Linked DNA regions of Mus musculus: region 2 is linked to region 1. Evidence: chromatin loops called from intact Hi-C (ENCODE). Cell type or tissue: left cerebral cortex. All regions are shown on one strand. Each heading gives the region's core, and the rest is flanking DNA. Links, peaks and the distances in the headings are about the cores only.

Region 1 (6,649 bases), core at 936-5,935:
TTAGAACGAATAAAAACCTCTGGAATTCTATTTGTCTCCAGCCACTTAATTCTTTATGAAAACCAACCCATAATCAAATCAAGGAGAAGATTCAAGTTGGAAGGACCAAACATTTCAAAATTTAAAAGAACGGGCTCCCAAGTGAGAATGTATCCAGACACATAGACACAGCTTTTTTTTTCCTTCTCCCTACCCCCTTCTTGTTACCAATCAAAATTTAAGCCGGGTGGTAGTGGTGTACTCCTTTAATCCCAGCACTCAGGAGGCAAAGGCCAGCCTGGTGTACAGAGCAAGTTCCAGAGCAGCCAAAGCTACACAGAGAAACATGCTCTCAAAAACAAAACCAAACAAAGATCAAAATTGAACCCTCTTTATTTTCAAAGGCTAACTGGAGGATGCAAGAGTTGTCATTTCATAGATATCCTATGAAAATATCAGCAACCTGAAAACTGCATAGGGCTGCCTGAAGAGGAAAAATGTCTTGCCACCTCTGGTTGGTCATTAGCTGTCTTGCTAACACTTGATAGCGGCATTCTGCAGACGTACGATCTTCGGAGTTTGGAGTCAAGAGACTGGAACTCTCCAGAGCACTCCCAACAATCTCTGAGGAACCTAGGGAAGCAAAAGTCACTTAGATACCAGGTAACTCAACTATGTAGTAGTTCAGTTGATAGATGCTTACCCAGCAGGTACAAGACCCTGGGTTCAATCTCCAGGACTTCGCAGAGTGCATGACACATGTCTGTAATTCCCAGGAGCAACTCATCCTCAGCTATAGACTCTGAGGCCAGGCTAGGCCGCCTGAGACCTTGTATCAAATAAACAAATAAATAAATAAATAAATAAATAAATAAATAAATAAATTAGCAAACAAACAAGCTAAAACTCACATTATAGCTTCATGTTTATTGTTCTGGAACTGGAACCTATTTGGGAAGAAATTCACTCACTCATTCATTCATTCATTCATTCCAGTAACTTTTTAGCTCGAACAAAACGTGATGATGCCCAGTACATAAACTATATCCCCAAGAAACACCTGCGCCAGCTGGTGGAGGGCAGAGTAGTAAGTGGGTGCTCTGCTGCGAGCAGATGGAGAAGCTGTGAGCAGATGGAGAAGCTTTCAAGTCAGCTTTGTAGTCGGGGCGCGGTTTCATTAAAGCACCTGACACTGATTCCCAAAAGTTGGGTTGGAATTAATAAAAAATAGGCAGGGAAAGTTCTAAAATCTAGAAAAATCAAGAGCCCAGCTAGAGCATTTGGGCCCAGCTAGAGCAAGGAACATTGATTTGTAATCAGTGTGTACATGAGTATGCAGTGTGAGAAGCGTGTACTGGGCTGAGGAAGAGGGGCGAGTGTCAAGAAGTCAGTGGAACCACAGGGACCAGGAACAGACACATCTTGAGCTGGAAACAAACAAACAAAAACAAAAATCCACAGTTTAAAGTAGCCTGAGGCTATGAGCCTTTTGCTCCTTTTAACTGAAGAGTAAAACACACATGTTGGTATACTGGAAGCCAGCCCACGGTTGGGATGTGTGAATACAAATTCAGACTTGTGGATGTTTAATCTCCTGTACTCAGTTTCCAAGTCCCATTTTATGGGGTTTAAGGGATCTAAGGGGGTCTATGGATCCTCATACTCAGATGACAAGCCTATGAACATTAATGGAAGTGTCATGAGTCATGAAGAGAGGTAGGAATGCTCACCATGAAGCAGACAAAAGATCGTGTAAGAACTGACTCAGTTTAAAGCAGACACAGTACACACTTGAATACACATACACTCACCTATGCACCCGCTCTAACCAAAGTCCCCATTGTCTATCAGATGGGGGGGGGAGGGGGACTTAAAAGGAACTATGTAAAGTCTCTGCAAAGGCAGCTGGACTGTTGTCTAGAATGTGTGCTTTGATCCACACAGCCCTGGTGCTGTTGAGTAAGTGTGAATGTGGCTGCCTTTTGTCACAGGTTTCCCCTCAGCTAGCCTCATCCCTTCTAGAGTAGTGTATCAGATTACCATAATACCAGCACCTCTCATCCACCTGCATTACTGCCTTTGCTCTGTAATTATTTGAGTTTGAAATCTTTGAAGTAGACTTGGTATGTGGAAGTGAGGGATGGCGGTTAGTCTGTGTGTCAAGTTGTTTATGGGGATGAGAAAGCCAACAATGACTGTGGTAAAATGGAAAGAATTCTGGCTAGAATCTGAGTCCATTTTTGCTAGTTGATTATTATTATTATTATTAATTTTGGCTGTTGTTTTGTTTCCCAGTAGTTCAGAAACAAATGTAATTCCTGAGGAAAGAAACCTTTGGAAACAGAGAAAACACAGCTCATAAGCAAACAAACACAAACCGGCAGCCAAGCTCCCCTGACATTTTGCTCAGGGGCATTTCACAACTTGGAGAATGGGTGTTATTTGTGATGCTTTTGACAACAGTTGGCAGAAACTAGAACCAGACTAGGTTACAATAGGGGAGTAAGGAGGCACCCGGGGGACCCCTCCCAATATTAGAGGAAGAGGAGCGCTCTAAAACTTGGACTTCAGGAACAGAGACCATGCTTCCTCAGACCTCCCCTGCTACCTGGGCTGCGTGACTTTCTATCTCTTTGCTCCTGACTTAATTCTGCAGCTCCAGTAGCTTCTGCTACCACCCGCTTCCCTTCTTCTCTGAATACCGGTGTCACTGGACTACACACAGAGACCACATTAAGCAACTCCCCTGTTAAGCGACCTCTGCTCCCCACTGTCATGGAAGCCAGGCTGAGGACAGCTGCGCTGGGAGTGGATGGGGGTAGGTATTAACTTGGCAGGATTCTTCAGTTTGCTTGTTCAGGGTAGGTGCCCAGGTCTTTATGACAAAGTCTAAGATTCTGCTACCCAAAATAGAAAAACTGGAGAAAATCTTCTAAGACAAACAAATAGCTATGACTTTCTATAACAGGTTGGAGTTTTTGCTTTGTTGTTTTGTTTTGCTTAATTAAAGCAAGTATTGATTGCATTCAAATGGTAGAGTTCAAGAGTGTGTGTGTGTGTGTGTGTGTGTGTGTGTGTGTGTGTAGTGGATATCAGGTGCCTTCCTGTATCAGTCTCCTCTAACTTGTATGGCAGGGTCTCTCACATTGAGCCTGGAGATCACATTTTGGATAGACTTGCTGGCCAGTGCTGATGGTACAAGTGTCCATCTCCACACCTGTATTTTTGTGGGTGTCAGGATATGAATCAAGAACGTACGCTGCAGAGCAGGCGCTTTACACTTCTGGCTTATGCAGTGTCTCTCAGGAGGACAGTATTCTTGTAGAGAAGTGACAAGACAAAAGGAAAGGACTTTGATTCTCTGGAGGTGGAAACTTCCAGGAAGGCAAATGAATGAAATTTTGTCACATAGAGTCTGTGGTACATTTCCAGGCTGACTTGAGTGTAAAGTTAACTTCAGGATTCAAATGTTATTCTTCGTGGTAGAGAGGGGGAAGCAAGACATTTCCATCCTGATAAAATTGTGTCTGCTTTTGGGCAAATAAGAAAAGTGTCTTAGTCACTGATATTGCTGTGAAGAGACACAATGACCAAAGCAACTCTTATAAAAGAAAGTATTTAAATGAAGCTTGCTTATAATTTCAGAAGTTAGTCCATTGTCATGGCAGGAACTGTGGCAGCACTCAGGCAGGCATGGTGCTGAAGGAGCTGAGAGTTCTGCATTGTATTCCATATGCAAAGAGAATGTGCCTAGGCCTGGTATAGGTTTTTGCAACTTCAAATTCCCCAATGACACACTTCCTCCAAAAATGCCACACCTCTTGTTCCTTTTAAATCTTTCAAATAGTGGCATTCTCTGGAGACTAAGCACTCAAATATATGAACCTATGAAGAACATGTTTATTCAAACCACCACAGAGAGGTAGGGAGTCTTTCTTGTGCACACTTCTAATCAGCTCAAAAATTCCACTATGCTAAAGTAGTCTGTTTAGGGATGACACATTCTCTACAAGGCACAGCCTCAGAGCTGGTCTGGAGTCTTGAATAGGACAGACAATGAGAGGCAGACTATCTCCAGAGTGCTGAGTCCAGGGAAGGGGGCTAGTCAGGCACACAGCCACACTTAAGAGCACTCAGTCAAATTCAGGTACTAGCATGTTTTCTTCTTGGAATTCTTTCTGGACTGACAGCTGCCTAAAATATTCTGTCATGTGTAAGATGTGCTGCTATTTTGTGTACCACAAAGAACAAAGCAGTCATACCAGTTACATTATAACATGATGCCACCTCATCAACTCAGTTTTTAATCACTTAGACTCTTGTACACAACAAAGAGATAAGATGACAAAGCTATTCAGTGTGTTATTCCTGTGAATCTCTTTTAGAGCCAAAGACACAGTCCGCTTTTTCCTACACAATCTTGTCTTTCAATATTTCAAAAATGTTAGCAACTCAGCATTTCTTACAAAAGAACAAAATAGAACTTTGAAATTGAGCAGTATAATAGATGGTGTTAGCATAGCAATGTTAAGATCCTTGACTGAGATAGTGGCATATCCTAGAAAAAAAAGTGGTCTCACTCTCTGTTGTACAGCAAGTTCCCCTAGAAGGAAACTTCTATCTTAAAGGGAAGTTCATCAAGAGATGAGAGGTTCTCAAGCAGCAGTTCTTAACCTGTGGGTCGAGACTCCTTTGAGGGCTGAATGGCCCTTTTACAGGATTCCTAAGGCCATCCAGAAACACAGATGTTTAAGTTACAATTCAGAACTGTAGCAAAATTACAGTTACGAACTAGCAACAAAATATTTGTATGGTTGGAGGTCACCACACCATGAGGAACTGCATTAAAGAGTCACGGCATTAGGAAGTTTGAGAACCACTGTTGGAAAGGAAAGTGAAACATTCTATCCTGTAGGGAAGAATGTTAATCTCAGGAAGGGAAAACTATAAGGCTCAGGAAGTCCCTGAAATTGACCGGAAATAGTCCCTGAAATTGACCGGAAATAGTCCCTGAAATAGACCGGAAATAGTCCTTGAAATAGTTCCTCCATCCTTAAACATATATAAGTAGTAAGGACTCCTGGCAGACAGGCTTTCACCACAAGAACTGCCTATAAGAGGCTCAGATCAGCTGAACTATCTAAAAAGCTTGTAAGCTAGCTGAGCTGCCTAAAAGTCATTCGGAGAAGCAGAGGTACTTTGAAGAGGCTTAGACAAACCCAGCAGCCTAGATACTCTCCTGTCTGCCAAGCTTGACCTCAAGTTGTGCAGTGCTGACAGGCTGGCCCGGAAAGACAAAACCTGGGTTGTTGACAAGGATTCTTCCCAGAAAGCAGAAATGTAAGTAAAGCAAGGCAAACAGAGGTGACTTAAGGTTCCCAGCAACTTCTGCTTTTCGACTTGGAAGGCACACACAAAGACAAGCCCAGGGTGGCGCCAACTCCTCAGAGGGACATCTCCAGTTACTGATGCTGCTCCCATCAGGTTTTGATAGCCTCCACTTCACATGACGATGTTGAAGGTACTCACTCTAGAGTTCTGGGGAGGGCTGAACATGCAACACCCCACAGCTAGCAAAGGCGATCAAATGCATTATTAATAATGAATAATCACAGCCTGAGGTCGGGAGACACTGGGTCAACTGGCAGCCACTGTGGAAGAAGGCTATGAAGAAAAAAATCATACCTTCTACAGAAAAAAAAAAAAAAGGTCAAATTAAAGATCATTGTGCTATTGGAAAAATGCTAGACTGAACTCAGAAAGACAAATGTTATAATTTTTCATGTGCCTAATCTGGATTCTAAAAGATAAACCAAAACTGAGCATGGTGGCACACAACTGTGAACCAGTACTGAGAAGGCCAAGACAGAAGGAAACCAGGCTTGACTATGGAGAGCGAGATACTATCTCAAACAAACAAAACACTTGATGTGATTAGGAAGTTGAAAAACAATACGTAAGAATAGAACCTAGACTATGAGGGAAGAGACAGTGGAACAGTGCGGGAGAAGCAGGGACAACAAAAGGAGGCCAATGTGATCATTATGGTGTATTCATGCATGAAATGTAACAGTAAGCCGGGCATTGGTGGCGCACACCTTTAATCCCAACACTTGGGAGACAGAGGCAGGCAGACTTCTGAGTTCAAGGCCAGCCTGGTCTACAAAGTGAGTTCCAGGACAACCAGGGCTACACAGAGAAACCCTGTCTCAGAAAAAAACAAAAAACAAAAAAACGAAAAAAAAAATGTCACAGTAAAACTCGTTAACATCCAGGGACTGGAGAGATGGCTATTCTTTCAGAAGACCTGGGTTGGTTTCAAGCACCTAAACAGTTAGCTCACAACCACCTGCAGCTACAGCTCTTGGGAATCTGATGATCTCTCTAACCTCCTCAGGTCCCTGCACACATGTGGCACACATGCATACACAAAGGCCCTCAGACATGCACATTTTACATGTTTTAAAATGTGTTTATAAGTATTTTTAAATATAAAAAATAAAAAAACTAGAACATCCCAATTTTTTTTCCATGTGTGGGATGCATGTATATATGTGATTGCATACTCTGTACATGAGTGTGCATACACATGGAGGCCTGAAGTTGATGTTAGGAACCAGTCTCAGTTGGTCTCCTACAGCATTCTTTGAGGCAGGACCTCTCAGTCAAA
Region 2 (6,649 bases), core at 602-5,601, 110 kb before region 1:
GGGCTGAGGAGGCTGGGCCTCTCAGCTCTGCCCTGCTTCTGCCCCTGTCCCTTATCCTTCCCTGCAATGAATAAGCAGACTCACAAAGTAGCCAGCTTCCAATGGCTGCTATTTCCTTTGTGTCACAAGAAACTTCTGACTAGAGCATGTACCAGCAAGGGGCCTTATTGCTCTGCTACTCCTAAGAAAGTACATGTAGGACTCTTGGGCATGCTTTTGAATTCTGCCACACACTATCCCTTCTCTGGCTTTAGTTCCTCTGTCTATCACCCACAACCTTCCTGGAAGGTGTGCAGTTTCTGTGATTTGCCTTTGAGTTCTTCATAAGATGGTAAGCTTACTTAATATCCTTAATCTATCCAATAAATTCCTGATCCAAAATGATTTTACTGTTTTTACAGCCTAGGGTAAAAAGAGGCTGTATCGCTTCTCTGTGGCCAGATAATGACTGGGAGGATTTGTGATTCAGCCTAGATCTGTCCAATCTCTTAGAAACAAAGTACAGCCCAGTGTGCTAGCGTACATCTTTAGTCCCAGCACTCTGAAAGCAGAGTCAGGCAGATCTCTGTGAGTCTGAGGACAGCAGAGCTACAGAGAGAGACTATAAACAACAACAAGAACAAGAACAACAAGAACAACAATAATAATAAAGTTCCTCTCATGTCACTCCCCTCCTCCCAATTCCTCCAAAGAATCTCTCTCTCTGTCTCTCTCTGTCTCTCTCTCTCTCTCTCTCTCTCTCTCTCTCTCTCTCTCTCTCTCTCTCTCCCTGGTTGTGTCCGCTCTGTTAGCTGCAGAGCCTGACAGAAGCTTCCTAGGGACAACTGGACAGGGATGTTCTAAGACTTTCCACAGATCTTCCAAGTATCTCTTTCCAAACTGTCTTCCTGTTGACCTGTTTTGGTAAAAGTCTCCCCCCCCCCCCTCATCCCTAGTTTTTCTGCCCTAAATATCTGTAGCCAGCTACTGTTTGAAAATATGAAATGGAAAATTCCAGAAGTAGCTAATACATTTTCACTCATGCATTTCCAAGTCGCATGAGGAAGTCTCAGGCTGCCCTGCTACTGTTTCTTTCTGAGCACTACTCATCCATCCCCTGTCAATCATATTAGTCCTGTGCACACGACTTAGTCCTGTGCACACGGCTTCCCGTTAGCCTTCTGGAGTCCACTGTGGTGATATTAGGGGGCTTTATTTCACTCACATAGAGCCATAGAGTGCAAAAGTAGCCACATGAGAAGTGCCATAGCATAAAACTCACAAGGACAGATGAACCCCGGTACTGTAGGAAAGGACACCCAGGAACAAATCAAAACCAATCCTGGGGTTGGGCATCCCTGGCTATCATGGACAGTGTCCCCTGCAGGAAGAGGGAGCTTTCTGTACAGTGTACATATGGTTTCTCCTGTGCTTCTGGTACAAAGTGACTTCCTAAGGAGTAGAGACAGCATCTTCAGTGTCCCACCATCCCTGTGCTTACTACAAACTAAGGGCTACAGGACTCTAGGATCAATGCATAGGCAAGCCCCTCAAGAATGAGTGCTTTGGAAGACCCAGGGACACGTAGCTGAGACACCCAGTTTCGGGTGTTGCCAGGGAAGGGGACACATGGCTCAGACTCACTGCATTTTCTGGTTCATTGACTTTTCCAGCTTCCTTTAGACTGAGGCAAGATGACTTGTCACGGGAATGGGGGGAGAACTTATCAAAAAGGGCATCCGCCAGTAAATCTTGGAGGTTTTTTGGCTGTGCCCTTCCACAGTATCATGGCTGGGTGACTGACCTGCCTGGGATTGACAGGCTCTTAGCAAAGAGGCAAGAGAGGCCTTGTTGCTACTGGGCCTCTCGTTCCTGGAGTGTGGCCCAGCCCTTGGGTCCTCTCCTCAGAAGTTGCCTAGGACTTGTGTGAGGACAAACCCTATCATATGGACAACTTTGGGACTGATCTGATTAGCAAGGAGCAAAGCTGCTTTGGTTTTCAGAGCTGACTTCTTGGTCACGGCTTGTTTTTCAGGACTGTGTTTCTCATTTCTTCCTTTACCTTTAAGTTCAATTAAACCTGCGTTGACAGAACCCTACCAAGGGGTACTGTGAGATGCTATGGGAATGTTAGATAAGAAAAGACCTCATTCTAAAGGGAAGGATCAAACACTACAGAGACTTGAGGAAAGAAAGTATCCTAAAGATAGTTCCAAGAGCACAGAAAACCTCCTCACAGGAAACAGCGGTGGTCCATGTTGGAGCCCACCACAGAACACCTCAGACCTCTAAGAAAGTGGAGGCCCCTCCCAGGGCAAGCTTGATACAAAGTGAGACAGTCTCATCTTCCTGGCCTTGTTAGTTTTCTCTATCCCCAAACTTTATGAGGTTGACAGAATGAGTGTGGTGACGGCTGGTCCAGGGACACACCCCTGACAACTGTCAGCACCATCCTTCCAGGCCCCAGGTGACTCTATGAAGCTAGAGTTCTTGAGTCACAGAACACATCCCAGAGGTGATCCCCACAGATGTTAGGGGGTGTGCTTCGGGGACATTAGATGAAGCCGACTGGGAAGCCTGGAATGGAGCGGGAGTTGGGGTGGGGGTGGGGTACTGGGATTGCGAAGGCTGATACTGGACTGGCCTGGAAGTGACCAGAAGATTCCTGGCTTCCTAGGGGTCCCTCCCGGCGCCCAGCCACCCACCTGGGCACGCCCTGTCGTAGTCGAAGCAGCAGTCCCCGGTGAGACGGCAGGCTTGGTCACAGAAGCATGTTCCATAGACCCTGTCCAGCCTCCAGCCGCGGGCGAAGCAGGCTGGGTCCCGGCCAGGACAGCAGCGGCCGGCCTCTGCACAGCCAGCCAGGGCCCCGGGCCACAGCCGCGCCAGAGCGCACAGCACCATCCACAGGGTCTTCATGGCCAGAGCTGCCGCGACACTTGCGAACGGACCCAGCTAGAGCCTCGGGCAAGAGCTCGGCTCCTCCGACAGCCGAAGCCCCCGCCCTCGGCCCTCCGCCCTTCCGCACCGCCCCTCGGCTGCCCTGGCTGTGCGCCCGCTCGGCGGGCTCTGGGCGGGTGGCACTGGGGCCCAGGTGGGACGCGCTTCTCCTCCTGGCCACCAGCCGACCCCCGACCACCCCAGGTGCTCTCACAGCCCGCTACCGGCCACTCTCCCCAGGATCCAAACTCTGCCTCCTTAGGTCTGGGGACGCGGTAGCCCGTGCCTGTTTGCACCCGGAAAGCCGCCAGAAAATGGATGGAGCCCCTGTGCACCCGGGCGACCCCCAAGCGCCCCAGCTCGCTCTAGAAAGCCCTCGGAGTCTTTTCCCAACTGTTTCTCCAACTCTCCTGGGCCCTGTCGGGCACAGAGAAGTATCTTTCTGCAGCATTTTATAGTGGCTTTTTTCTCACCCAGAAAAAAATGCTACTTTCCTTCACTTAAAGGACAAATTAATGAATACGAAGAAAATGATAAAGTAGAAACTGTACTCTGTTTTTTTGTTAAAGCCGATTTCCCAAAGAGAACCCCCACCAATAATGGTTTTTCGGTTTTTGTTTTTGTTTTTTTATAATAACTTTCACTCTAAGGTGTTCGTCTAATTTTGGAGGGTTTTATTCGCGTGCACATCTTTGTTTGTTGTCTTGTTCTTGCCACGTTGAGAATGGAAATTAGATCCTGACCGATGCAAGGTCATCCTACTAAGCGACACCCCACCGGCAACTTGTTTGTTTACTTGCTTGTTGAGATGAGGGACTTGCTACTTACTTCTGGCTGACCTGTAACTTGCCATGTAGACCAGGATGGGATGGTATCGAACTCACGAGAGCTACTGCCATCTGCCTCCCAAGTGCTGGAACGAAAGGCATAGGCCTTTACACCCAGCTTTATGCCCAAGTTTTTATATGTGTTTCTTTCTCTTCTCTAAATATATTAAGTTTTCTACACTTTATTCACTGAGATTAATTCTGGGAGTTTCACTTTTTCTTTATGACCTTAAATCATTTAATTAGCATGGTTTGTAGAAAGGAACACTTTCTATATCTGAAAACATAAGAAATCAAATTAAATTCAAAGTCTGGTTTCTTCCTTCTTCATGCAAGAGCTTCTCAAAGAGGAATTTCTGTCATTGGAGAGAAAGTAATATAAGTAGAAATTTTAAACTTTACTACAAGTGTGATAAAGCAACTTAGCAACCAAATATAAAAATTAAGCATGCTATGCAATGGACAAACCTACATTGTAAGGGTTGTATCTGATAAGTCCTGGTCTCAGATTGTATTGACCAATGTAGAATGTAATGCTATTTGATCATCCAAAGAAAATATACTCTAAAAAGAAAAAAAAAAGAAATTTTTCTTTGTGAGTTTATACAAGTAAGTTCTCAGCATTGAAAGGCTTTTTTTTTTGTTTGTTTTCCTTTCTGGCAACTATCTCTTCCTTTAGCTTTTAAAGAAATGATGTGTACTTCTTTGTGTTTTTTACTTCTTTGTGTTTTTAGTTTTGATGGTTAGGACTAAATACTCTTGCCAACAGATTACATACACCCTCAGCGTTCCTCCTGTGAGAAGTTTCATTTGCCGTTTTGTCACAACACATTCATGCAATTCATCTCCACACCTTTTCTAGACTGTCTTCTCCATGGGATGCCTCTGGGCAGATACTTCTGTAATGCCATAAGAGTCTGGAATAGTGCCAGAAAGGTGTAAAAGCAAACAATCCACTGACTAGCTCATTTTCCAGACCAAAGCTTGAAATGAAATGGTAACAGAGAAGAGGAGGTGAGCTCTGTCTTAACAGAAGTGAAAGATGGGCTGGGGAGATGAGTGATTAGAAGAGCTGGCTGTTCTTCCAGCAGACCCAAGTTTGGTTCTCAGTGCTCACTTGGGGTAATTAACTGCCAGGTCAGGTGATTAGGGTGATGGACTCCTTCTGGCCACATAGAAAACACACCCACACACATGTACATGCACATGTACACACTAAGGTGAGTGCTCACACACATAAAAATAAAAGAGAGAAGTAAAGAGCCTAATGTCAAATGCTAGCTCAAATACCATATCTTCACTTCCTTTTCCTTTATGCACCGACAAAAGCAAAAGTTGACAGGAAAAAGGTTAGAAATGGGCTGGAACTGCAGGGTTAGCATACTTGTTTGCCAGGCAGGAGGCTCTCCAACCCATCTACACTGCTCCAACCCACCAGCTTCGAGTTCACAATCTGGAGATCTGGGCTTTGCGTTCAGAAAGGACTTGGATTCAACTTAACTGCTATCGCCTCAGCATCTTCATCCCACACAGAATGCTACTCTGATCTCCATGAGACGCCGACAGGACATCCGGTGACAGGCGTAAACTGAGCACAAAGTGTCTTCTAAATACCTTGTGATGACTTAAGGTCCATTCTCTGCCGTATTTTTAGGCTAACAGCAAGTAAAAGACAAATACAGCTTTACTGTAACATACAGGAAAGCACAAAGTTTAAGATTTAAAAAAGGAAGAAGACCATGAAGAAATGATCATTCCTTAAAGTTAACAAAGGGGTGCTTATCTCTGGTAATGCTTAAAGAAGCTCAAGTATCAAGTCCAAGCATGAAGAGAACCTTCCCCAGAAAGCTACTGCAAACTCAGGGCAAAGTGAGGGGACAGAGACACATGAGGCATTCATGCTCACATGCTTGCTAGAAACTGGATGCAGTCAGCTGTAACAATGACCTGCTTTGCTAGCCATGCTGTGTGGATATTTGATGCACAGAAATCACTAAGAACATAGGAAGTAATCAAGTGTACCTTTAAAGACTTCCTGTCTGTTGTCTTTGGGAGTTATCCAAGATTGAGAAAATTACAAAGAGAAGCTGAGGCCTACCTGGTCCATCAGATCCCAGACCACAGTAACTTTAGGGGCCTCCACCTGCTCAGTCTCACTTGATCCTGTGTAACTGTAAAGCAAATGCCTCCCCCATCCTACAGCTGAGAGCCACGTGGGGCACACAGCCAATCAGGAACTAATCAGGCCCAGAACCAAAATTACCCTTTCCAGTGCACTGAAGTTTCTTCCATAATTTCCAGGGTGGGATGGGGTAGGAAAAAAATATGATAATGGAGAAGAAAGATGGGTAACATTAAGATGTGCTGGGACGAGTACTGTAATTAAATACATAGAAATCAAAGTACCAACGTTTCCCAAGAGGCTGGAATGCATGTAAAATGTAAGCTGAGGAGATGGCTCAGCAGATAAGGAATACACTCACTGCCAACTTCAGACTTCCATGCAAACATGCACACATATGCACCCATGTACAGATGTGTGTGCTCACATGCATGCATGTGCACACACACACATGTACACATAAAACGTGGAAAAATAAAAAAAATAAAAGTTTTGCATTTTTACTTACAAAAATAGAATTTTATTAAAACTAGCTAGGATGCTCTGAAAAGTATGAGGAAATCGCTGAGATTGGGTGACAAATAGGGTAGTTGACAGTTTGGAGCCATTTGTCAGAGGCACAACACCTCAAGGATTTCTGTAACTTATTTTCTTGAATACCAGATGTTTTTGATTGTATTATCTGTAGGGTTTTGTATTTGTTTTTGTCCTAAGACAAAATAATGAATACAGATTATAGGAGGGATTTTTGTTTCGGAGATGAATATACTTCTTATAGATT

The links. A loop is a pair of places that touch in the nucleus more often than their neighbours do. Peaks named below come from ENCODE experiments on the same cell type or tissue, not always from the same donor. Only the 100,000 strongest peaks of a DNase experiment are listed, where the experiment ranks them.
Region 2: it touches region 1 in a loop (2.8-fold over the local background); 2 of 42 quality-filtered maps call a loop at or near these places.

Annotation. Positions count from the first base shown.
Region 1 is chr1:15,994,577-16,001,225 of GRCm38, forward strand. No RefSeq gene overlaps it. Among named protein-coding and RNA genes, the nearest start is that of Gm31523, 93 kb to the left of the region's middle. In left cerebral cortex, for the core only: no CTCF peak of the experiment used is centred there; no DNase peak of the experiment used is centred there.
Region 2 is chr1:15,889,755-15,896,403 of GRCm38, forward strand. Sbspon (somatomedin B and thrombospondin, type 1 domain containing) reads right to left here and starts at 2,968. Exons shown (of 5, transcript NM_001033288.3): 1 at 2,685-2,968. The coding sequence starts at 2,898. In left cerebral cortex, for the core only: no CTCF peak of the experiment used is centred there; no DNase peak of the experiment used is centred there; H3K4me3 peaks cover 763 bases.